Regions from separate parts of the Mus musculus genome. Here all the other regions are linked to region 1. The links are chromatin contacts, found by Hi-C or POLR2A ChIA-PET in ENCODE. All regions are on one chromosome and are shown on one strand. The core of a region is the stretch at or near the end of the contact, and the rest is flanking DNA. Distances in the headings are between cores, read along the strand shown. Region 1 holds the start of Magi3 (membrane associated guanylate kinase, WW and PDZ domain containing 3). Region 2 has its middle 6.4 kb from the start of Gm34548. Region 3 holds the start of Slc16a1 (solute carrier family 16 (monocarboxylic acid transporters), member 1). Region 4 holds the start of Lrig2 (leucine-rich repeats and immunoglobulin-like domains 2).

Region 1 (6,460 bases), core at 2,015-4,514:
ATAATGCTTGGAATTAAAATTTTCACAAAGTTTAGAAAAAATGGGAGTGGGGGCAGGGAAAGTTTCTTTTTAGAATACCTTAAACTCTGTTTTCATGATTTTCTAAATAAATCAAAACCATATAGACTCCAAAATTCTCTGGAGATATACTTGTGCAGTTTTTTAACTAAACCTAAGTTCTACAAATAACCTCTTCAAGTTTTTAATTTCTAGTATTTAAAGCTTGTGTTTAACCTACAAAACCCTTGGTATCTCATTGTAAATGATGCTTTTTTAAAATGCCATTTAAGAAAGTCATATACTACCTAACAAATATTTTTCATTACAATTTGCTTAGAACAGTTTTAAATCTCAAATGGCACAAAAATAGTGGTACCCACTACAAATTATCAATGCTGAGCATATTTTAAAAAGCAAGCACAACATTCAAAACTGCTACTAATAAGCTGTAGTGCAGCACTGACACCAGTTATTCCCTTTATTTTCACTTAATATTTAAAGCAGGACAGTGTCTTTGGATGACAAGAAGGCAAAATTTTATTAATACAAAATGCTGACTATATTCTGGGGCAGGGAAGATTTTATCAATACAGTTAACTAATACTACTGTATAGCACTTTAAACCCTGAAGTATTTTCTCCAATTTTATGCGAAAGGTATATAACAGATTGGTGTTTATTAAAGAGCCAACCCTCTCATCTATTAAACAAACCACAGTGATTTGGAATATAACAACTTCCTCAACAACTTTATGACTGTTATTCCTTCAGTAATGCCCCAACTGATCAAAACAAAACAGAGCAATGATGCACATATTCTCATTATCTGCTGGCTCATGGGATTTCATCTAAGTCAAAGGTTCTCAACCTCCCTAATGCTGTGACCCTTTAATACAGTTCCTCATGTTGTAGTGACCCCCAAACATAACATTATTTCATTGCTACTTCATAACTGTAATTTTGCTACTGCAATGAACCATAATATAAATATCTGATATGCAAGATAATTGATACACAACCCCCAAAGGGGTTGAGACCCACAGGTTGAGAACCTATGACCTAAGTCCTACCTGGGCTAGTAAATGTATAGTATTTTGAATATTATAAACAGTAACCAACACACCGAATTACAGCCCCAAAAGTGTTCCCTCCACCCTTTACATATAGTTCTAAAAGTTAAGAGTTAAGAATCTTACAATCCTCAAAAACACAGAAAGGGTATTTATAGTTTGACAAAGTTCTAAAGATTAACAGTAAGAAAAACCCATAAACACACAAATCTTAATAGTATCATAGAATAGATTATATGAAAAGTACCTTCATGTAAACTAGTAAGATTATGTCACATACCCACAACACATGGATATTGCATCAAACCATCAGTTGCAATTAGCTCAAGGACTACTTAAGAGGCAGTCCTAAAGTGAGCTGAAGATGAGGAAGAGGGAGATCGAGGGAGGGAGGAGGAAGAAGTGGGGGGAGGGAAGAGGAGGAGAGGGAGAGAGAACGTGTTAAAATTTCTAGAAATTTCTAGCATTTTGTAGTGAACGGGGAAGACCAAAATCTAGCCCAAGTCAGTTTGGCAGCCCCATATGTTCAGATGTACCGTATCTACGTTCAGCAGAAACAATTTGATTTCTAGTAACAATGATTAATCACGATGCCCATGTCTACAACCACCTCAGAAGCCAGAACCATATTTTACCAATACCGAAAGGTCCAACAGTGTTTTCTCTTACAAATTCGTAAGAAAACTTACTACATACTACCAGACCAGACTGCGCAGTCTGATCAATGCTTTCCAGCTAGGGAGTATGCCATAAGCGTAACATGCTTTGCAGCACATTTTACGAGCATCAAAGACACCAGGGCACCAAGGGGTTCTTTTTTTTACCCTGCGCTTCAACAAATACTGTAGATTTGAAAGCTTTACAAAGGCATTTGCTCGGCTGGGCACCTGGGTCCTCCTTCCAAATCCAGACGACACAACAGCTCCACTGCCTCATACCACACACTGTACCTCACTGGGACTCAGACACCTGAGCCACCTAGACCCACAGAGTGGGACTGTCAGCTCCCAGACGTCTGCGGTCGTGCACGACGCACTGGGCCAGCTGAGCCCTCCCAGGAGCTTTCAGTGGTAACCTCGGCCCTCGATCCGGCGCCGAGTCTCCATAGTAAAGCCCTTTCTCCCCGTTAGAAGACGCAAATACGTTCCAAAGAAAAGATTATCATCATAGGACTGTTTCCACAAAGGGGAGAAGAAAAGAGATGGCTCTTCTCTAGGCAAATAAAAATAAAAATAAAAACTCTTGATGCGGTGGGAGACCGAGCTGGATTAGGAAAGCCAGCTCCTAGTGCCAATTCCCTGACAGCCTACACAGCTGTCGGTTCACCCGAGCTCAGTTTTACTAGCCGCAAAATGGGAAACCCCGGCGCCGCCCCCTCCCCCCTCCTCCCCGGGGAGTCGGACCAGGACCCGGGTCCCCAAGGCGACCACACACCTGGCTTCACCGTCTTCAGACGGATGGGCTCGCGGAAGTGGCGGATGACAGCCAGAGTGTCCCGGTTGGTGAGCCCACTGACCGGCGTCCCGTTCACCTCCAACAGCACATCGCCCGGACTGGGCGCCTTGCCCGAGACCACGCAGCAGGTGCCTCCGCCGCCGCCAGCCTCGTCGCGGAGCCGCCCCAGGTAAGGGAACTCGCCGCGCTCGGCGCCGCCGCGGATCTCGGCGCCCAAGTCGCCCGGGGGCCCGGCCCAGGATACCGCACACTCCTGCACCTTGCTGAGCCAGTGCTTCTTCTTCTTCAACGTCTTCGACATCCCGACCTCCGCTGCACCATGGGGAGCCCCCGCGCGGGCGGCCGCGGTGCCGCTCCGGGCCCCGCGCACAGCCCGGCCAGAGGGGCGCCGCCGTCGACCCCCCGCCTCAGCCCGCCGGCCGCGCGCCGCCGCGAGCCGCCCCTCTCGCGGGCCGCTGAGGAGAGCCGGAGGGAGCGCGCGCCCCGCGGGCGGCGCCGGCGGGGTCTCCGGGCGGGGTCAGCGCCGACGGCCGGGACTCGGCGCCCGCGCGGCGGGAAAGGCTGAGGCAAAGGGGCGGGAGCTGAGGGAGCGGCTGGAACCGAGGCTCGTATCGGTACGCGCGCACCGAGCTTAGTCGCTCGCTGGAGCGCGGCTGCTGCGGAGCCGGAGCGCCGAGACCAACGCCTGCCCCAGCTGCCAGGAAACTGGCGCTTTCAAACCCGCCGCAACCTCCTCCCCGCTCGGCCCCTCCCCCGCCCTCGCCGGCCCGGCCCCGCCCCCTCCCGCAGCGCAGCGCCCGGCGCGTTGCCGTCACCAGCTCTGCTCCGGAGGACCCGCCCAGTTCTCGGCTCCGCACCGTGGATTGGGTTCTGGCAGCTGGGGGCGGCCCTCGGCGGGCATGCTGATTTCTGATTGGGTGGTCTAAGTAGAGGAGGCGGGCACTAGAATGACTGAAGTTTAGAGAGGGAGGAAAAAAGAAGTTTAGAGTGTGAGGGAGGGAGAAGGGGGAGGGAAAAGAGAGGGTTGGTCTGGGAGCGGGCACAGGTCGCCTAGAGGGGAGAGGCCCTCCAGCCAGGGGCTGGAGCCAAGGGAAACTCAAACACTGAAAGGACCCTGGTCCCCAAGGTGGGGCGTGCCCAGCTGGGCAGGGGGCGGGGCCTCGGAGCTGGAGCCCGAAGGCGATCCTGGGAGTGCTTTGCCTGGATCCTGGGAGTCCAGTGCCCAGCTACTCCGAACGGTGGAGCCACTAAATGGGCCTGTTAAGGCTGAAACGGATTCTACGGGTTTGAATTTGTTAATTCGTTCAATGAATGTTCTTAAATGATCCATTGGCGAAATCCTGTTAATTGAGGGTAAAATACAGTCCAGTGCTCGAATGCTGTGTGATCTCGGGCAAGTTAGACAGCCTGTCGGAAACAAGCTGAGAGTGAAGATCATTAATTACACTAGCTACTGAACTCCAAGAATGAAGAAAACAGTGATCCTGCTCTCGAGGAGACTGCAGCTTAGCGAGAGAGACTGACTAGAAGATCATTTGAGGAAAGCGGGAAGGAGATGGATTAAAAAACAACCTGGTGCCTGCGGAGCTAAGTCCTGACACTGGTGGCTTGACCTTGACCAGATCTCTGCTTCGCGTCTGCTTGTTTGTAAGAAGGTGGAAGAAGTGACTCAGAACAAGGGAGACCTCAGATCTCTCCCAGCTCTAATTTTTCAGAAACACTTAAGCTTTTTTTCTTCCTTCATTGAACGCGTGCTTTCTCGTCTTTGGAATGCCCTCTGTTCGTAAATGTTTCACCTCATCCAAATAGTCGTCCAGTATTTCTTGGAAAGTGTTTTCTCTGAACTGGGGCACTTGTCTCACTTTTGTGACAGGGCATGTCTTCTGACTCCCTTTAATGATAGCCCTTATTTTAAACTCCGAGGAGCTCTACAAACTAGATCAAGCTTCAGACAGCTACAGTGATTTCCTTCACACCATTGAACTGGGGAAATAAAAACACTAAATGTGGGCTGGACTCAAGAAACAATAAGGGAAGTGGAGCCCTGGAGCTGCAGGCTTGGGACCTGCCAGGCAGAGACAGGACCTTTATCTACACCCTGATGGAGAGATTGCCAGACTGTAACCTTCAGTCCTTGATTGTCTGCTGAGCAGTCACCCAAGAGAGAAACTACATTTCTTTAATACCACCCTCCATCCTGCTGAGGCTCCCTCTGGCCAAGTGGATTGGAAGCCAGATGGCCTTCACACTTATGATGGGGGTAGAGAAAGCCCAGCGTCTGGAACCCAATGGAGTAAATACTTTTCACAGGCATCATGTGGATCATTCAAATAGACCAACATCTGAAATTTAAAAAAAAATTTAACTTGTTTTATGGACAACTAGTTAATACTAATAAATTCCTGAATGAATACTCGATTGCCTTCACATCTTCTATTTTTGCTGAGACTGAAACACAATGCTCTGCCTAAACTGTATCTGTTTAGAATGGCTCTGGCAACAAGGAACAAAACATCTGACAAATAATAGCTTAGAGCACACTGTCATTTATTACATCTTTAACATAAAGTTTAAGTGTGGTAGTTTGAGGACTAGTTGGACAGTCTATTATCAAGGTCCGGAGCTCTTTGTGTTTACTCTTCCACATCATATCCATATGAACTTTTGTCTCCAAGCCTGTCACCTATTAATTACAAGGTTGTCATAGCTCCAGACATCACATCCTCAAAGGTCATTATATGAAGCAAGAAAGAAGGGTAAGAAAATGTTAGTCCAAATTTGATGAAAGAGAAAAATCCTACCTAGCTTGTGGCCACTGTGGTAGGCTAGAAAAATGGAGCCATGACCACCTTAGACCAGTCACTGGCAAAAGAAAATGCAATTACTAGCATTCCACTAACTTGATCATAAGTCACCTTCAAACAAAGCAGAGGTCCTCTTTAAGGGAGGAGGAGAGAATAGTTGTTAAGTAGTCACCCAACAATGTCTGCCTGCTGTGTGTCTTTTTTCTTTTTCTTTTTTCTTTTTTTTTTTTAAGTCATCTAACATCTGCCCAGTGTCTTAACCATGAATTGATTCTCAGGCAGAAAACTGCAGTCATTAGGGAGCCTTAGCTTCAGAGCCAGGCTCACATACCAGCTTTTCCATTTCCTAGCAAGCTGCTTGTTGTCACCTAACCTCCATTTCCCCATACACAAAACAGGTATGACAACAATACTTCACTGAGTTGTGGTGAGACTTGTCTGCAGATGAGTCAAGCACTCCACATAGACAGCATAGCAAACACTCCACAAAATGTTATGTTGGCTTATGCTATATCATAATGTTTGTGATAAGGCTAAATGCATCCGTGGGTACCTCTTCAATTCTGCAAATATCCATCTTAGGTGGGTCATTTTCCCCCTAGTCGGAATATTCTGCCTACTCGGTGAGTTACTGATGGTAGGACACTGCTGGAAATTACTACATAGTCATGGATGTCACATAAATGATCTCTCTGAAATGGCCCCTGGTTAAATTGTTTTCAACGTTATCATTGTTTCTTAAACTTATCTTTTGGATTAAGAGTTCGGGTTTTTCCTAAGGGTGTATTACTAAATCAAACAATATGAAACCAGGCCCAACAAAAATAAATGAAACAACTGAATTTGATGCTTCCCAAAGTTTCTCTGGGTTATCGCTAATTTACAGAGATAGTAATATATTTTGTATGAAAAACACTTTAGGTCTCAAGATGGCTATTGGGTCCAAATATTACATCCTCAACAACGTCCTAAGGAGATGATCTACACTCTGTAACTCAAAAAGTCTTCCCCAAATGCTCCTCCCAACAGGATTTCCTTTCTAGCTGATTGTCCACAAGGGCCCAAATGCCAGTCTCTGCTGAGGGTAATACAATTCCATGGCATATCCCCTCTGGAACTCAGAAGGTACGTC
Region 2 (6,460 bases), core at 2,646-5,145, 450 kb after region 1:
TGAGCCCAGGAAGTTGAACAGCAAGTAAAATGAAGCCACACCTTATAGCAGCAGCATGTAGACTAAGGGCACGGGGGTGGGTGGGTGGGTGGGAGGCTGGGGTGGGGGTGGGGGGAAACGCCAGACCGAGCCCAAAGCAGATTGGTAAGTGTAAAAAGCTTGCAATTCCGAATGTTAAAGGTGACTCCCTGGCCTGTCTTAAATGGGCAGAAGGGACCTCTAATATGGCCTGTGTGAAAATACTCATTTCCACCTTCAGGGGCATATATGCATGCGTGCAGGTGCTGGAAGACTGAGGAGGTCTGGTGTTTGTCAGGAGCAAACAGGTCAATCTAAGGGTGGCCCAGCATGACAGGCAGAGAGAGTGGGGACAAGATGAAACCAGGGAAAGCAGGGGCATATCGGGTCATTCTGGAGAGTCTGGGCTTTAGCTGATGGGGACTAGGGGAGCCATGGGAGGCCTTTGATTTGGGGTGGGGGTGACATTCTTGTTCTGTTCTCAGCCATATCACTTTGATGTAGTTTGATGTAGTTTGTGCACCAGACTGGAAGAAGGCAGGACTGCATGCAAGATTTCATTTCAAATTGGGCCATCTGGTCTGGAAATAATGGCAGTCTAGAGGAGGATGGGGGTGGAGAGGAAGGCAGAGGGAACCTAAGGAGGTTTAGAGGAGGCTGAGCAGCAGGGGTGAGAGGTGGGGGCTGGGAGGAACCCAAGGCGCCTGCCAGTTTCTGCAGCAGGTGCCACCCGATAGGGTGGGGCCCCCATCTACTCCTGGCACTTGATCCTAGGGAGGTGCCCACTCGCATCTCCCCGTCTCGGACTGGGCTCGCAGAAAGCCTCTTCTCTCTCCTCCACTCTATGACCTGCATGCAATTCAATTCCACCAACCATGAGGAAGTGCCCATTCCGTGCCAGGAGCCCTTAGAGACTTCTCTCCAGATTCACCAAGTGGAGTTCTGCTGAGCACACTGAAGCAGAGTCGGGAGATGGGGTTAGCAGGGGAGAGGAAAACTGTGAACCTTTGGCCAATAGTCAGGCCCTCTTTTTAAAAAGACCCTAGTTTTTCACAGCCATGTTGGGAATACTGACGGTCACCCCAAAGCCCACTATTAACAGGAAGCACGCAGCCTCTTCCTGATCAGAAAGCCTGCTGTCCTATGGCCCTCCTGTTAGACCCACAAGGGGAACATCCCACGTGACCCTTCACTTCCTCAACCCAGCTTCAAGCCATTAAATCCACTCCTACAAACCCAGGCATTCTCCCTAGAGGCCTCCAATTAACACAGAGATAAGAAGACCCTTCCACTGCCAGGATACTATAGTAACTTCTTTTTTAACTTTTAATCTTTATTGCTAGAATTGAACCCAAAGCCTTGAGCATCTACCACGAAGCTGTACTTCCAGCTAAGTTACAGTAAACTGTTTTGTTTATTTATCTTTTGCAGTGCTGGGAATGGAACCTGGGACTTCACACATGCTAGGCAAGTGTTCTATAATGGAGGTGTATTTCTGGGCCTTTACATCTTTTAAATTGTTTGCTTGTTTGTTTGAGAGGGTTTCTCTGTGTATCCCTGGCTACCCTGGAACTCAATTTGTTGATCAGACTGACCTCAAACTCACAGAGATTTACCTGCCTCTACCTCTCAAGTCCTGGAATCGAAGGCATGCACCACCACCACCAGGCTTTTATTTTTTGAGAAGCTCTAAGGATGGCTCAGTGATTCTTACAGAGGACCCAAGTTCAGTTCCCAGTACCCATGTCCAGCTCACAAGCACCTGTCACTTCTGTTCCAGGAGATCTTGTGTCCTCTTTTGACCCCTTCTTAGATATACACATAAATTAAAATTAAGATCCTTTATTAGCCGGACAGTGGTGGCACACGCCTTTAATCCCAGCACTTGGGAGGCAGAGGCACGAGGATTTCTGAGTTTGAGGCCAGCCTGGTCTACAGAGTGAGTTCCAGGACAGCCAGAACTACACAGAGAAACCCTGTCTTGAAAAAACAAAAACAAAAACAACAACAAAAAAAATCCTTTTTGTTTTTAAAGATTTATTTATTTTATGTATGTGAGTACACTGTTGCTGTCTTCAGACACACCAGAAGAGGGCTTCGGATCCCATTACAGATGGTTGTGAGCCACCATGTGATTGCTGGGAATTGAATTCAGGACCTCTGGAAGAGCAGTCTTACCCACTGAGCCATCTCTCCAGCCTAATCCTTTGGTTTTTATGTAGATAATGTGTTGCTAAGTTACTCAGGTTGAACTGAACTCTGCCATCCAGGCAGCCTTTGTACTTCCTCTAGTCTCCAACTTCCTAGCCTCCCACTAGGCCAGTGTTTTATTTCTTTTAAAATTGATTACATTTACTTAAGTGTGTGTTTGTGTAAGTGTGTGTGTGCTCTTGTGGAGGTCAGAGAACACTCTATGTTAGTTTTCTTCTACCTTACACATCTGGGTTGGCTTGGCACCAAGTGAGTTTGCCTGCTGAATCCTTCCGCTGGTATTTGTTTGTCTTTTGAGAGGGTTTTGTTTATTTGATCCAACTGTGTAGCCCAGGCTTCTCTTAGATTAGACATTCCCTCCTGCCTCAGTCTTGGGAGTGTTGAGAGTATAGGCATGTGACACCACACCTGGCTTACACTTATTCTCAAAGTTTTCTTTTCTGTCCGCTCTCTTCTTCAGAGTCTCAGTATGTTGCCTGGATGGCCTTCAAACCTCTGGGCTCTTGTTTCTACCTCCTGAGTGGCAGGGACTTGGGGTGTGCACCACCACACCCAGATTAATATTGACCTCTTATCACACTTGTGCAGGCAAATTATAGGTCTGCTGTCTGGAGCCCAGGCCAACTTGTTAGGAAGGAGAAAGGCTCAGACACCCCTAGGGTTGAAAGACAATAAAATTTTTGTTTTGTTTTGTTTTGTTTTTTATTTGTTTACAGTCTCCCCTTAGCCCAGGCAAACCTGGAACTAACTCTGTAGTTAGGCTGGTCTCAAACCCACATTGGTTCTACCTTACCCTCTCAAGTGCTGGGATTACTGGTGTGAGCCATCATCACCATGCCCTGACGGGCATGCCTTTACCTACCTTACTCCTAAATTTGCAAACACCTCAGGGTAGTTTTGCAGCTGGTGAAACTGGAGTTGTGTTGGGTTAAGTCACTCTTGCTTATCAATGTCACGTGACCATTTGTGCATAAGCTAAGAAAAATCTTTTTTCCAGTAGTGAGGCCTGAACCCTGTCGCCAGGGCCTCTTAAGCAAATGCTGTCACTGAGCTGTGTACCCTTAGCTCCCTGACCTGAAATCTCCACCCCTTCACGCCTGACATTCATGACTGCTTCCCGGTGACCTTGTGTCCTGGATCCCTGCTTCTTATAGTCCTTCTTTCCCCTAGAGGCAGGCTCAGAAAGCTGTTTTCCTCTTACTCTTGTCTCGGGTCATTTGGCTGAGGAATTGCAGCTGCCTGGGCGGGGCTGGATGGTAGAGGTGTCTGGATCCGCAGAGAGGAAGCGACTGGAGTTCTCAAGAGTCCTGGGTTCACACTGACCCTTCCTGGTGTTCCCTGGCCCATTGCAGTCCTCCTGGGCATTGCCTAGGCTCCCCGTGTTTCTGCTTGCTTACACCCAGTCCTCAGGATGTCCTCTTCCCTTGCTAGAGCCTCAGCCTACGAGCCCGAAGCTCACATCCTGGGGGTTAATTTCTACCAACTCTAATGCCTTCAAATCCCAGGCTGAGCCTTCAGGCCAGGGTACAGCCTGCAGAGCTGACTCATGTGAAGTAGCTATTGGGTGACAAAGGTGAGAGTGGGCAGAAGCCTCCAGCTGCCCCTCCCATCCCTCCCCCCCCCCCCCAATCTGGGCTCCAAGCCACTGTCCCACGCAGCTTTCAGGGGGAAATGTCCTGATCTAAACTAAGACCAGTGCTATTTCCTGGGTCACAAGATCTCCACTGTGCCCCCTGGACAAATCTCGGTGACACCGGGTGCTTGAGCTGCATGGCTGGACAGGCTCCAGGCTTTGATGCAGCTTCTGCTTGAGGCGTTTACCCCAGCAGCTTGGCCAAGCTAAAGCAACCATTCATCCTGACTGTTTCCAAATGGGGGACTTCCTCTGATGGGAAGATCGTCTGATTCTAATGGGGTCTACATCTTGCCTTAAGTGCTGCTCCTAGAAGACACTAGCGCCAGCCCCCTGGGAGTAGAAACTGTCTACTCCCTCCCACCTACACCTCTGGAGAAATCCACGCACCCACCCTCACACCCCAGTACTGCGGTCATTCCTAACACAACACACCCCAGTGACCGCAAACATCCTCCCTCCTACACACAGCTGGACCTGATCTACAGAGGCGTTAATTCCTCAGGACCTGAACAGCGGCTGTTCCAAGTCCAGGGAGACCTCACGCCGACCTTCAAGGAACAAGAGAGGGGCCCGTCGCTGGACACCCAGGATGGTCTCCGCCCACCCTCTTTCCCATCAAAGCCTTTTCTCCGACATAGCTCCGTAGAGACAGTTCAGGCCCTTACGTGGCAGTGTGCGGCGCCCTCGTGTGGCCCATAGCCACCCAGCACGCTGGCCCCCTGGACCTTAGCTTTACCTCGGCTCCCCTGGCACACCTAGGTGTCCCCTCCCCCATCCGCTCCCCCCAGCTGTCCCCACCGGATGTCAGAACTCCACCTATTCCTGTACGGTGGCTTCCTGTCGGTCAGACCAGGTTAACCTGCTCTTTCCATTAATAGGAGGCTTTGAGAGTCTGGAGCAGGAATCCTGCCACGCTTAGCAGATGCCCTGCTGAAGTGAATTTCCTCATGTGTCTGTCTCCCTGCCCACTCTGAAAGGGCTTCGTCTAGGAAGTGAAAGAAAGGAAAACAAAAACAAAATTACAAAACCAGAGTAAGTTCGCAAGAAAACCAGAGTCACCCATCATCAACTGGGCTTTGACAATTTATCCACCGGAGGGAATGCGAGCTGACTTTCAAGCGTTAAGATTTATGGGAGGCTATTGGTACTGGGCACATAGCTAAGGCAAAGATAAGTCAATCATGCTTAGTGGAGCCAAAACCAGGTTGTTTACCAACCTTCACTGATGATAGTGACGATGATGATGATGGCAAAAAGAGAAATAGCTGTAATTCCAAGTAAGCCAGTTTAGCTGTTATGAATAGGAAATCCCCTTTGGGCTAACCTGTACAAGCCCAGTTAACCTATCTTTGTGAGGTTTTTTTGTTTTTTGTTTGTTGGTTTGTTTGTTTTGTCTTTTTGTTTTTTGAGAAAGGGTTTCTCTGTATAGCCCTGGCTGTCCTGGAACTCACTTTGTATACCAGGCTGGCCTTGAACTCAGAAATCCGCCTGCCTCTGCCTCCCGAGTGCTGGGATTAAAGGCATGCGCCACCACGCCCGGCTTCTATGTGAGTTTTTGTTGTTTTTTTGTTTTTGTTTTTGTTTTTGAGATGGTCTCACGATGCAGCAGCCCTGGCCAGCTTGGAACTAACAGAGATCTACCTACCTTTACCTCCAGAGTTCTGGGATTTAAAGAGTGCCACCTTTTGATTGGCTGATTGATTATTTGATGCTGGGAACTGAACTCATATCAGAGTCTTAGTCACTCTTCTGCTGTTGGCATTGAACACCCCCCCCCCCACAGCACCCCCACCCACCCCCCACCCATCCACCCCCCACCCTGCTGCCTCAAGCAAATCTGCTTTTCATTTTGTTTCTACTTCTTCAGACCCCTTTTCTATAAGGCAAACTCCAGGATGTGTTGTTGTGACTCATGAACCACAAATAAAAGGCCTATGATTAAGTTTATTGATTTGTTAACGACTCTCCTCCATTTTAAGGCATAGCCTTATGCGGTTCAACTGGCCTGGGACCCTTGGTCCTCCAACCTCCGTGCAAAGGCTAGGATGACAAGTATCTGACACACTGGCCGGCTTTTGTTATTTTCTTTGCGAATTTGTTTCTGTCTTTATTTTTTGAGGCAGGATTTCTCTGTGGCCTTGGCTGTCCTGAAACTCACTACTATTTAAACCAAACTGGCCCTCTGACACTATGGTTAGCCTCATTTTTAATCATTTACTTAATTTGAGGGGGGGGATTCGAGATAGGGTTTCTCTGTGTATCCCTGGCTGTCCTGGAACTCACTCTGTAGTCCAGGCTGGTCTTAAACTCAGAGGGATTCACCTGCCTCTGCCTCCTGAGTACTGGGATCAAAGGTTTCTACCACTAACAACTGGCTTAATTTAATTTTTTTAAAAATTCCTTTAATTCCAGCCCAGGATATCCCTCACTGCATTGCTGCTCTGCTAGCACTGGTAAACTGAGATGACGTCAGTTATAAGATTATCAGCCAGATAAAGTGATGCACACCTTTAATCCCAGCACTAGGGAGTCAGAGGCAAGCAGATCTCTATGAGTTCGAGGCCAGCCTGGTCTACAGAGTGAGTTCCAGGACAG
Region 3 (6,460 bases), core at 2,363-4,862, 420 kb after region 1:
GACAACCTGAGTTCAATCCTCAGGTCTCACGTGGTGGAGAGAGAGGACTGATTACCTAAAGTAGTTTCTTCACACACACTAAATAATTATAACTAAAAAATAAAGTATTAATTTATAAAAATTATGGAGGCCTTTCAAAGAATCACTAACCACTTTTACAAATACTACCTCATTGATTATCACAATAGCTCAGGCTTCTCAGTACTACCTTTAACGTACTTTGAGGAAGGACTTAAAGCCAAAGTTCAATTAATTACTGGCCCAAATAGCAATTATGGGGCTAGGTCCTCTGATTCCAATTATACTCAACTCACAACATTAAGTCCCTATCTGCCCCAAGCCAGGTTGTGTAGGGTCTGAGTCTTCAAAAAACGTTAATAGCTCTTTCTAAAAACAAAATTACAACATAACATATAGCAATAATATAATCCTGCTCAGTGCCTTGGAAGTAGGTGCTAATGGGTACCCTTTAGGGTTTTAGATTAAGTTTTATGTTAGAAATTTTTCTATTTATTCTCTCATGCTGTCATATAAATGCGCTTTTGACCATATTCCTCCTCCATTAGTCTCTCTTCTTTCTTACTCTTTTGGTGTTTACTTTTCAGATGTAAAAGGCAAAATATTGCTCATAAGCAGCACTTGGTGGATTTCAAACTGGATCCTACTAACATGCTGAACTCTTCATACTGAAAGGAGGCAGAGGGGAGCGGACAGAACACAGGGCCTCTTTGGTTTTTTGTTTTGTTTTGGTTTGGTTTTTGGAGACAGGGTTTCTCTGTATGGCCTTGGCTATCCTGGAACTTGCACTGTAAGCCAGGCTGGCCTTGAACTCACAGAGATCTCACTGCCTAAAAGTGTTTCTTACATGAATAAAACCTAAGTGAAATAAGAACAAAATGGTCTGAAGCTACAGCTGAGTAGCAGAGCACTTACCAAAGCGCTGGGGTGGGGGATGGGGTCTAAAGTAAATCTTTTTAAATTTTTATTTTAATTTTTTAAAAATTTTAAAAGGTTTATTTTTATTTATTTTATGTATATATGAGTACACTATAGCTGTCTTCAGACACACCAGAAGAGGGCATCGGATCCCATTACAGATGGTTGTGAGCCACCATGTGGTTTCTGGGAATTGAACTCAGTACCTCTGGAAGAGCAGTCAGTGCTCTTAACCACTGAGCCATCTCACCAGCCCTGAAGTAAATCTTAATTGTATAACTGTATTACCATAGCAATCCTATAAGGTAGGCCAGGAACTAGATCTTACCTTTCTTGCACAGAGTGGAGAATGAGGCTTAACTTGCCTAAGGGCACAATATAAGTTGTCAAGTATCAAAGATGGAACTCTGGAGACCTGGCTCCCAGATTTCTATTGTGAATGTATCAGTTTCCCACTCCATCCTGTACTGCCTACCCTGAAATCAGGCTCATTCCTGCCATCTTAGTGTGGGGAGGGAGAGAGTGTCACAAGTTTATGAGCATTTCACATACACAGACAGGTAAGGTTTTGAGGTCAACAAACAAAACCATCCAGAAACTTCCCACCTCTCTAGTTCACCTTTTCAAACCATCTCCCTGAACAGTTACCACAATAACACTTCGAGTACCCCCACTTCCGTTTTTTGTGGTGCTGAAGGTCTAAACAGGGGCCAGACTCCTGCAAGCTAAATGTTGTACCACTGAATGTCTTATCCTAACAACCCTAAACCACTACTGTTTTAAGTTCCAACCACCCTAAAGACCTGAAGAGCTTTTCCCTTCTATGTATTTATCAGATGTAAAAGACAAAATATTGCTCATAAGCAGCACTTGGTGGATTTCAAACTGGATCCTACTAAGAGTTCCTAGTATGAACTCTTCATACTGAAAGGAGGCAGAGGGGAGCTGAAGGCACACAGGGCCTCTTTGGTTTTTTGTTTTGTTTTTCGAGACAGGGTTTCTCTGTATAGCCCTGGCTGTCCTGGAACTCACTTTGCAGACCAGGCTGGCCTCGAACTCAGAAATCTGCCTGCCTCTGCCTCCTGAGTGCTGGGGCACACAGGGCCTCTTTTCAATCTCTGGTTCTTCATCCACAAAACTAAGTAGAGGGCCTATTTCGGAGGATTAGGAAAACCAGTGTAGGTAGGGAGAGGTCGAAGAGCAAATGGCGGGGAGGGCAGGATCTTGGTATGCAGTAAGAGCCTTGGAAGCCAGAAGGCCTGACTTTAAAAAATATTCTCACTGGGTGTGATGGAGCACATGCCTTTAATAGCAGCACTGAAGCAAAACCAGGCGGATCTCTTGAGTTTGAGGCCAGTCTAATCAACGTTACAAGTTTCAGGCCAGCCAAGAGAATACATAATAAGGCCATGTCTCAAAACACAAAATTAAACAAATAATCTTAGCGGTAGGGAGACAGAGGCGGGTTGATTTTTTTTTTTTTTTCATGTTTGCTCTCTTAGTTCGAAGCCAGCCTGATCTACATGATGAGTTCCAGGCCAGGTGGAGCTATACACACACACGAGGCTATCTCAAAAAAAAAAAAAAAAAAAAAAAAAAAAAACAAGAAATCAAAAACAACCAACCAAATACCCATCTCGTAATAATAAAAATATCAAGGGTCCTGGCCATCAAGAGTACTCACTAGTTTACCACTTCAAGACACTTTGGAATCTGGGCTTGGTGAAGAACCGAAAATGGCTCTTGTGACACCAGGCTCTGTGGCTTTGACTTTAAATGTTGGCGACTTCCTAGCCTGGTGACTTCTGCCAGTTAACCTCGTGAAGCCCGGGGTTCCTTAGTTACAAGATCTTCTTGGCACCTAATACGGTTGTGAAGATCATACAAGATAATTCTGGTACAGTGCTTACTTAGCATGCAACTGTCCTAATCCCACTAGCCATAATCCCGACCCGTCCCCCAAATCCAGTGTTCATAAACTTCTGGCCTAAGAGCATGCTCATATCAGCGTTTCCAACGTACACACTCTCTGCCCCGGGGCCAGTTTCTCCTGACCGGCTTGTCCTTAAACTAAGCGTTCATCAAATGCCACAGGTCAGGCTCTGTGACGAGATACTTGCGTAAAATCGCACATTAAACTTCCTAACGCCTCCATAGTGGCTGATGTAGCGCAAGGAAACAGGCCCGGAGGGTTCCAGCAACTTCCCAGGGTCCCCGAGCCCGGGTTCCAGGCCCACATCGGAGTCTACCAGTGTCCGTCCATTCAAAATGCTGTTCAGTCCCCGGACTCCGACGGTCCATCGCCTTCGCCCTCTGCACCTCAGGGTCCGCCCTCAGGGCAGTTTTTTTTTCCCCTTTTCTCCTCCAGAGCCTGAGGGGTGAGGCCCACGATGGCGTCCCCGGCACGCGCCAAAAGAAGCTACCCCCTCAGAGCGCTGATAAGGATGTGCGGGGTCTCCGGGCCGCGGCGCCGGGTCACGTGGCGGGAAGGGGGGCGCCGGCGCGCGCGCCCGAGCGAGCGAGCGGGCACGCGCAGCCCGCAGCGTGTGGAGGCGCGAGATGCCGAGCTGGGAGTATGTATGGCAGGGAGGGGGCGGCGGCCGGGAAGGCCGACTCCACCCCCTGTGCGCATGCTCCGGCCCCCGCGGGTTATAAGGCAGCCGCGCCTGCCCCGCCAGACAAAGTGGCGAGCTGCGACGTGACTGGTCGGTCGTGTAGGTGCAGCAGCCAAGGAGCCCGGCGGCGGGCAGGGGACACGAGCGGGACCCCCCCGGCTCCGAGGAACTGCGGCCCGCGCCGCCGCGTCACGCATACTCCGGGCGCCGCGAGACACACATAACGGTTAGTCCGGGCTGAGCGGGCAGCGCGCGGCACGGAATCCGCGGTGCCCTTGGTGCCCCGGTGGGGTCGCGGAGCCCCGCGGGCACGCGGGGACTTTCCTCCCTGGGGCAAGGGTCGGGGCGAGCGACGCGGCATCCTGGGCGCGCGGAGCCGCGTGGCCCGGAACGTGGCGTGGGTGAAGGGGACCTTGAGGCGCTGGGCACAGCGTCTCTCCCGGCCGAGCTGCGGGCCCGTGGTCAGGTGGCGGCCGCCGGGCTGCGGGAGTCGGGTCATGGTGCCCGGTGACCTTGGGGGAGACGCTTCCAGCGCTGCCTACTCTAGGCGCCTGGAGAGATGCTTAGGTCGGGAAGAGGGACGACCTGAGGCCGCTTCACGTGGTGCACTCCTGCCGCCTTCTGCTGGGGCGGGAGTTACTTAGGACTCGTGGCATACCCGCCCAGCCTCCCCGGTCTGCCAATCGGTGTCCCACCAGGTGACTTGCTAGAGTGGTGTGAGGAATGTGAGGAGCTGCATTGCGGACCGCCGGTACAAGACTACGGGGTTCGAGTGAACTTTGAGGAAGGGGCTCTTTATGGTCCAACCTGTGGCTTCGGCGCGTCTGCCGCGGGCACGGGGTCCCAAGGCATCCCTGTGGAGCAGATTTAAACGTCCTTATATTTGGTCAGAGCACACTTTCTGGGCCAAGTACATCCCTTTGCCGAGTACATTTTAGCTTTTCTTTATGATGGCGTTTTTGGTGCAACCAGCAGTTACGAAAACTAGCGTCTGATCACTCAACCAGGAAACGCACGTGTTACTACTTCAGTCTTTTCCCGTTTTCCAGTGGCTCATTATAAACTGGCGGGCTACTGCTAGTAGTTACACAGTGACAAACTACTTTTGTTTTTTTTTACCCATAACTAATTTTGAAATCTTAAGGCGTCATTCCGCTTAGGCTCGGGGTGTGTTGCTCAGTGGCATGAGTACCTACCTGCCTGGCCTACCATGCCTGAGGCTCCAAAGTTTGATCGTCGGCATTGAAAAAAAATTACTTTGGTTTTAAATGAGTATATGCTGATGTGTGAGATTAGTAATTGTACGAGAGTTTGGGAAAGGGTGGATGGGAATTAAATCAAGCAGGGTGGGTTTTTGTTCTCGTGTTTTGCTTGTTTTTCTCAGCTGAATAAGAGACTCTTGAATTTATTTATTCATCATTCATTTATTTTAATTAAGTGGTAAATGGTGCTTCTAAGTCCAAGTCTTCGGGGATGTGTATGTGTGTGTGTGTGTGTGTGTGTGTGAGAGAGAGAGAGAGAGAGAGAGAGAGAGAGAGAGAGAGGAAAAAAGGAGAAGGAAGTGGTCAGTCCATCGCCTTAACCTTTCGGAAATTAAATCCAAGGTGTACAGGCAGGAGGTATAGGCTTTACATAGTGAGACCCTTCTCAAAAAAAAAAAAAAAAAAGTAAAAATGACTAAATTTTACAACTTTGCTTTCCAAGTATCATAAGAAATGACCAATAATTCAAGACTTTAGATGGGGGGGGGGGGTCGACACAGAGCTTCTCTGTGTATCCCTGGCTGTCCTGGAACTCTGTTGACCAGGTTGGCCTTGAGCGCAGAAGAGATCTGCTTCTGCTTCCCCAGTGCTGGAATTAAAAGCGTCTGCTACCATGCCCAGTCCTAGAATAAATGTTTAATTAAGTGTATTTCAGTCATTTCATTGTGGGTTTAAGTAGATGCTGTTGGTTTATCAGATTGTGACCTTGTTAAATATGAAAGTTCTTAGTTTGAGGAGCATTTTGAGAGTTTTAAAGCTTTAGCTGTACGATTTACATAATCCTAAACAGATTAAGGGGGGCAGGGTGGGGGATAAGGTGGTGTAAACTTGGATACCTATAAACTCTGACAAAAAATAGTGTTAGATTAGTATTTTCCCAACTTCTTGAAACTTTCATTCCCACTGTGCCTCAGGAACTTCCTATTATGCATTTCATGCAAGGTCTGGGTCCCCGTATAATGCCTACTTGACTTTTTTTATTTCCCATACTAGGGAATATGGACTAGGAATATGGAACTTGAACACAAAACTGAAAATTGTGGATAGAGAAGTTAAGATTCAGCAGAAAAGAAGATTCTAGTATTTACCCTTGGTTTGTAGTCTAGCTGGAAAGCAGAGGTAGTTGAGTACTCTTAGCAAACAGTTTAGGGGAAAGTAAGGTTACCATGGGAACAAACACTGTTTTGTATAGGTGTGAGAAAATGCTCAATTTAAGGAAACACTAGATATGCCTGCATCTCTGAGGAAATACTACTTAATCTGCAGTTTGATAAAGGGGTGGGAGCTAGTTTGGCATAGGTGGTGATAGGTTGAAAGGGCATTTTTGAAGCTGAAAGAATTTCATCAAAAACTAAAACATAGAAAGGTCAAAAATAATAAGAGGGACTAGAAATGTCAGCCAGTGGAGTGCCTTCAGTCATTGTAAGGCCACAGGAAGAGACTGAACAGTTAAAAGAACTTAGTGTGGCTGGGCAGATTTGCATTTTAGTATCATTCTGGGGATAGCTGGTTAGAGGGGTTTTAGAGTGGGACCATATGTGAATGAATACCTAGGGGAATCCTTGAGAAAAGGAAGGAAGCAGGTTTTGGGTAGGGGACTAGTTAGGTGTTGGAGATAAGAAACGGGTGAAGTTAAGAATGTGGTTC
Region 4 (6,460 bases), core at 2,890-5,389, 290 kb after region 1:
CCCTTTAAAGAATAAAGCAGGGCTAGGAAGATAGTTCTACAGTTAAAAACACTTGGCAAGTTAAAGACTGGCATTCAGGTCCCCAAGACCCACATAAACATTGGGTGGGTATGGTGGCCCACCTGTAATTCCAGTCTCCAAAGGCAGAGACAGGGGTTCCCCCAGCAAGCTAGCTAGATCTTGGTTTAACTGAGAGTCTCTGCCTCGAAATAATGTGAAAGGACAATCTCATAATCTCATAATATATTACCTCCCCACAAAAATTTAGACCTATAAGATTGGGATGGATAGATGGTCAGCTCCTAAGAGCATATAGTGCTCTCCCAGAGACCTAAATTCAATTCCTAACAGCTCACAATGTCCTACTTCATGGAGATCTAATGCCTCTGACCTCCAGGCACTTGTATGTACATAGGCAGGCAGGCAGGCAGACAGACAGACAGAGAAACACATACACATTAAAAATAAAAATTTGCCCATTTAAAAAGGCTACTTACTAAGATGAGAGAAATGCATTTTCAAGCATTAGAAAACTATGTGACTATCCCCCACTCCCCTTGGTTTTTTGAGACAGGGTTTCTCAGTAGAGCCCTGGCCTCAGATCCCCTAGGACTAGAGTTACAGATGGCAGTGAGCTGCCTGCGTGCTGGGAATTCAACCCTACCCTCTACAAGAGCAGCCAGTGCTTTTAACTGCTGAGCATTCTCTTCAGCTCCCTACAAAGTATTTTTAATAAAAATGGATCTGTGAAGCCGGGCGTGGTGGCACACGCCTTTAATCCCAGTACTCAGAAGGCAGAGGCAGGAGGATTTCTGAGTTCGGGGCCAGCCTGGTCTACAAAGTGAGCTCCAGGACAGCCAGGGCTATACAGAGAAACCCTGTCTCTAAATAAATAAATAAATAAATAAATAAATAAAATGGATCTGTGAGTCTTCCAAAGCACAACAGAATTCTGAAGAAGTAAACAAAATACAGATCTCCTAAATTGGCATTTGGGAAGCACTGACAACTTGGGCTGGGGACGGAGCTTAGAGGACTTGCCTAGCAGGCACAAGGCCCTAGCACTCTATAGCTATTTTGGCTAAGTGGTTTTCCATTAACACTGGATGTCAGAATAACTAGGAAGGATTTAAATATAGGTTGAATATTCCTAACCAGAAAATCCAAAATCCTCCAAAGTCCAAAACTCTTAAGCATCAACATTATGACACAAATCAAAAATTACAGACACACCAGTGTCCAGTGTCGTTCACAGAATGATCCCAGCAATAGGGAGGCAAAAATAGGAAAAGTAGAAGCTTAAGGACAGCCTGGACTACTTAGAAAGGCCTTGTCTCAAACAACAAAAAAATTGTTTCCTCTTCCATCTAGCTGTGAGCAAGCCAGTGCATGCTCCTTCTACCACAGAGTCTTCTTTTCTATAAGACTCCATCTCTTAGAGCATAAGCCAAAACTCCTCCCTTGAGTTGATATGTGTCAGATAATTGGTCACAGCAACAAGAAAAGGAACAGTGGTGGCCCATGCCTTTGACCCCAGCACTCAGGAGGCAGAGAAAGGCTGATCTCTGAGTTGGAAGCCAGTCTGATCTACAGAGTGAGTTCCAGGATAGACAGGACAATATAGAGAAACCCTATCTTGAAGAACCAAAAGAAAAAAAAAAGAGTAACTAACTAATATAAAAATTCCACACTAAGAAGTGAGGCTGTTGTTGCAATATGCTGATCATACTGTTCTGTGGCTCTTAGAACTGGTTTGCAAAAGGAAAATAGCAGAATTTTGAGTTATGGGTTAGAAAAGCCCTAGAATGTTAAGAAGTTAGTGAGCAATACATTGATGCCAAAATGCTGATAACAGTATAAGCAGTAGACTCTATGCTCATTAAGTTTCAGAGAACAAGGACTCTATAGGCAACCAAACTAGAGCCCATTCGAATGACACCCTGACAAAGAACATGGCTGCATTCTGCCTGTGATTTGGTATTTTTAGTGAAACTATATTCAAAATAATCGACTATAAGGGAATTTATTCTCCAAGGCATTTCACTTCAACTAAAAATGTCAATTTAATTTTTATTTCAATTTTCTGAATGCAAGCTGGGAATGGTGGGCAGCAGTCAGTAAGCTGAGGCAGGAGGATGGAGAGTTGCTTATCCTGAGCTACCTGGCAGTATCCCCTCTCAAAACACAAAAGGTAAAAAACAAAATAAATAAATAAATAAAATTAATAAATAAATAAATCCAAATGTCAGTTATCTTCTGGCAATTAGCATCTTTGGTAACATTACTATATACTTGCTAATGATTTTTTTCTTATTTTTTTCAGCACTAATGTTCAAACCCAACTTCATGCATACTAAACAAACACACTCAGCAAGTCTCACTGAAGGATCTTCAAAAGCAGGCCATGTTTACTTCAATTAGTTACATTAAGTCAGACTGTTTTTAAACCTATGTCAGATTCAGTCTATCATAATCAGGTAGCTGTCTCATCAATTTCTTCAAAAAAGGCACCTACTGTATAAAGAAGATGCTGTGCTTGGATTAATTCAGACTATGCTAAATGATAATACTAAAGTCTGAGTCAAACCAGAATAAGCCTCAGATATAACCACCACAAAATGACAGGAGCTGTATTACTATATTGCAATTCTATAGTAACTGTAGCAGTTACTAATTTTCTCAATGAATACAGGAATTAGCTTCTTTCCTATCTATGCTAACCTATAAATACGTTCTGCAAATGTATACTTAACCTCTGCAATACAGATGTTCTACCTGTATTCTTTTTCCATTAAGAACCTAACCAATCTTTGTATTTTAATTATATCACAAAACTATTTTTAGTGATAACTCTTTTTCAGAGGTAACTCTAGAAGTCAATTAATAAGCACGTTGATCAGTTAGTGGCAGAGACATAACTGTATGTTGGTGGCTAAGAAGTCTCATAATTGCAGCATTTAATACCTACTGTTCTATTTAATGCCTACTGACTCAGAGCAGTGAGCTCTCCAAATGCCACTAGCTAATACAAGTTTGTCAGGATTTAAAGTCAGAGCTAGAGAATCCACTCGATCACTGCACTGGATTCTCATACATAAACAAAGAGATCTGAAATGAAGGTTCTTTAACTCAAAGGAACATAGTGAAGACAAAGTATCGTGATTTGGGGAAAAAAAATCTTTCCCCTCTTTAAACTGACTACTAAAGAATAACTGCTCTTACAAAACATTAGAGATCAGCAATGATCTTCCTTAGGCATGCAGAGGTTTTCAACCCTATCAAGAACTCAAGTATCAAAACTGAAACATACAATGAGCCGATGGGAGAACTGGGGACAAAAGAGAGATCCTGTATCTTTGGGAGAGATCGTGTTTGCATCACGTGCCCAAGGACCAGTCAAGCTGGAATTTTAAAAAAAAAAAAAAAAAAAAATGATGCAGCCCAAAGAGGGCTTTGCACTTGGACCCGACCCACAGCCATCCAGAGTCTCAGCTGTGCTGCTCAGGACCCGTGAGTCCAACATTAAACATCTCCAGCCCGGAACGTCACAGACCCCAGATCTTAACCCCTATCTTCCCACGAGTACCGGGAAACCCTAACATTCAAAGTTCACAATCTCAATAAGGCAGCTCCCTTCCGAACTCGGTGGCGACCGCGCCCTGGGACCCTCTACTCACAGGCTGGAGATGTCGGAGGGCAGCGGGCCCGACAGTGCCCTCCAGCTGGGCGCGGGCAGCTTCCTGCGACTGCAGTCCAGCAGAGGAAGACGGCAGGCGCAGGGCGCCGGGCACAGGCCGGCTCGGGCAGCGGGCAGCAGCCGCAGCGCCTGCGCAAGGATGAGCAACCGTGCGAGGGGTCCCAACCCACAGCCCAGGCGCCGCTGCTCCCAGATGCCGCGGGGCGCGGCCGCCATCTTCCCCTGGCCGGGACCCGCTCGAGAACAGCAGCTAGCTCAGAGAGTCGGCTGAGGAGAGATGCCCGGAGGCTAAACCGCCACCCGGAGCCCGGGCTGTCACTTGTCCCCTCTCAGAGCGGGCGAGAGGAGGAAACGACGCTACCGCAGGGGAGGGGGCGGCGGTCGGGGGCGTAGAGCTGAAACCCTGACAGACACCGCTCGTCCGCCCCGCCCCGCGACGCAACGTACTCACGCTCAGCAGCCAGCCAATCGGAGCCCCGGGATGAGGTTGCGTCGGAAATTGGGTTCTGAGAGAGGCGAGGCCTACGATTGCCCCGCCCCCTAGGAGGCGAGCATTACAGCGGCCCTTTCTCCTTTTCCGAGCTGCTTCTGCAGTTCTGCAGCTATTCCTCCGCTTGTGGGCGCACTAGGGCCTTGAAATAGAATGGAAAAAGCGAAACCCGAAACGCCAAATCCTCACTGCGGTTGATCTGCAGTAGTAGTGAAAAAAGACCTATTCTGTAGGCTCCTGCAGAAGGGAATGGCACAAGGGCTGCATGCCAAGCAGCAGCTGCAAATAAGTGCGCGATCTAAACCTAACTTCGACCACATCAGTCTCCGGAGCCCAACCAGGGCGGCCTCTGCGGCCGAACTCCCTGCCCTGAAAAAATGTGGCAGTTGGTTCTCCCGGAGCATGGCACGCTGTCACTGTGAAAGGACTTCAAGTTCCCATTGGCAGAGGCGCTATTTAGTCAGTACACCTCCGGCTTCTACAGTAGCCTGGAGTTCAATAATTGTCTCTAAAGAAAATTCTTTCCTCGATTTGGGAAAATATTGTTTCATCTTCAGAAGAACAAGTGGGACAAATAGATAAAACGTTGGTTTGAGGATGTGGGTTTTCTGGTTTCTGTTTGAGGTTTTTGAGCAATCAACAAAGTTAAGAAGACTGGAAGGAAATTATCCTGAAGTAAAAAGACTTACTGGGAACAGCGGAATCTAGCTACCTTGTGATCTCTCCGCTGTGTGTTACCTACAAAATGAGTAAAAATGAAAATATCAGTAATGGTTCACTGACATATAGTGTCTATACTTTTCAAAGACTTTGCAAGCCAGGTGTGGACCAGCACGCCTGCAGTCTGAGCACTCCTTGGGAATTTGAGGCAGGAGAACCCAAGTCCCAGTTCAGCCTCATCTGCATAGTATGCTTTGTATGAAAGAAGAGGAGAAACGAAAAACAGGGTGGGTAAGATGCTTCATCAATAATAGCTTTGCCACCAAGTGTATCAACCTAAGTTGAATTCGCAGACCCCACATGGTAGAATGAGACAACTGACTCCTGCAAGTCCCTGTCCTCTGATCACCATATGCACCCTGTGGCACTTACACACACACACACACACACACACACACACACACACACACACACACCATTTCCATCCATGTCATGCCTTTGGGTTAAAATTACTTTTCTGACTGTCCTCGTGTGCTTGTCTACTGCAGAGGACTTTTAGAAAGGTGTCTCCTTCAGCTTCTTCTCCCTTCTTCTCCCAGTAAACATGACCATGAAAACTAACAGCAACTACTATTTATTACCATTGAAGCAAAATGTGAAGCCAGAAAAGTGATAGAGATATTGGACTTCATCAAAAATGTACACTTCGGGGACAGCAGAGATGGCTTAGCTGTTCAGTAAACACACAATGCTCCTGCAGAGGACCAGGGTTCAGTTCCCAGCACACACACACTGGACAGCATGAAGTCCAGCTTCGAGGATTCTAACGCCCTCTTCTGGCCTCCAAGGGCTTTCTGGAAGAGGAACAAGAGCTTAGCCATCTCTCCAGCCCCTGATTTTTTTTTTTCAGTGTGTGTGAGTGTTTTGCTAACATAAGTTATCTGTGTACCACATGTATGTAGTCCCTGAGGAGGCCAGAAGAAGGCAAGGGATCCTCTGAGACTAGAGTCACAGAAGGCTGTAGGTGCCAGAGATGAAACCTGGGTTTCTGCGGGGGACAGCCAGTGCTCTTAACTGCCTAGCCATCTCTCTACCCAGCCCAACTCCAATTATATTTTTACAGCATAGAGGTCTCAGTCTGTAGTCCAAGGTGGCCTTGAACTCAAGAGCATTCAGTCTCAGCCTCCTGAGTGCTTGGGTCACAAGCAAATTTATTTTAAGATTTATTTATGTATTTATTTATTTATTTTATGTATGTGAGTACATTGTTGCTGTCTTCAGACACACCAGAAGAGGGCATCCGATCCCATTACAGATGGTTGTGAGAATAGAATTACAGGCCATTTGTTGTAAGATATCCTCTGAGTGCTGGGAATTGAACCTGGATCTTCTGGAAAAGCACTCAGTGCTCTTAACTAATAAGCCATCCCTCCAACCACTGGGGTGTGTGTGTGTGTGTGTGTGTGTGTGTGTGTGTGTGTGTGTGTGTGATATTTGGTGGTGTGTGTGTATGCCATGATTTTAGCATAGAGGTCAGAGTAGACATCCTTGTCAAGTAAGTCTCTCCCTTCATCTTTTTGTGGATCCTAGGGACTGAACGCAGGTCATCAGCT

Evidence for each region. Hi-C counts contacts between places; a loop is a spot of excess contacts on that map. ChIA-PET counts read pairs that join two places held with the same protein, here RNA polymerase II (POLR2A).
Region 2: POLR2A ChIA-PET joins it to region 1 with 12 read pairs in Patski. The contact joins the enhancer-like site here to the promoter of Magi3 in region 1. A Hi-C loop is called at or near these places in 1 of 37 maps with a recorded cell type or tissue (v-Abl transformed pro-B cells). POLR2A ChIA-PET finds 5 or more read pairs at or near these places in 1 of 5 experiments (Patski).
Region 3: POLR2A ChIA-PET joins it to region 1 with 23 read pairs in embryonic stem cell. The contact joins the promoter of Slc16a1 here to the promoter of Magi3 in region 1. POLR2A ChIA-PET finds 5 or more read pairs at or near these places in 3 of 5 experiments (Patski and embryonic stem cell).
Region 4: a loop to region 1 is called in a map of heart, with 2.5 times the contacts of the local background. The contact joins the promoter of Lrig2 here to the promoter of Magi3 in region 1. A Hi-C loop is called at or near these places in 1 of 37 maps with a recorded cell type or tissue (heart). POLR2A ChIA-PET finds 5 or more read pairs at or near these places in 3 of 5 experiments (Patski and embryonic stem cell).

Annotation. Positions count from the first base shown.
Region 1 is chr3:104,217,142-104,223,601 of GRCm38, forward strand. Magi3 (membrane associated guanylate kinase, WW and PDZ domain containing 3) reads right to left here and starts at 3,265. Exons shown (of 21, transcript NM_001159354.1): 1 at 2,504-3,265. The coding sequence starts at 2,825.
Region 2 is chr3:104,671,041-104,677,500 of GRCm38, forward strand. No RefSeq gene overlaps it. Among named protein-coding and RNA genes, the nearest start is that of Gm34548, 6.4 kb to the right of the region's middle. Within about 2 kb of position 3,896, at least 1 of the 3 ENCODE cell types and tissues checked has a DNase peak (open chromatin) inside an H3K27ac peak, as active enhancers do.
Region 3 is chr3:104,635,052-104,641,511 of GRCm38, forward strand. It overlaps Slc16a1 (solute carrier family 16 (monocarboxylic acid transporters), member 1), which reads left to right and starts at 3,613. Exons shown (of 5, transcript NM_009196.4): 1 at 3,613-3,777.
Region 4 is chr3:104,507,779-104,514,238 of GRCm38, forward strand. It overlaps Lrig2 (leucine-rich repeats and immunoglobulin-like domains 2), which reads right to left and starts at 4,140. Exons shown (of 18, transcript NM_001025067.2): 1 at 3,678-4,140. The coding sequence starts at 3,913.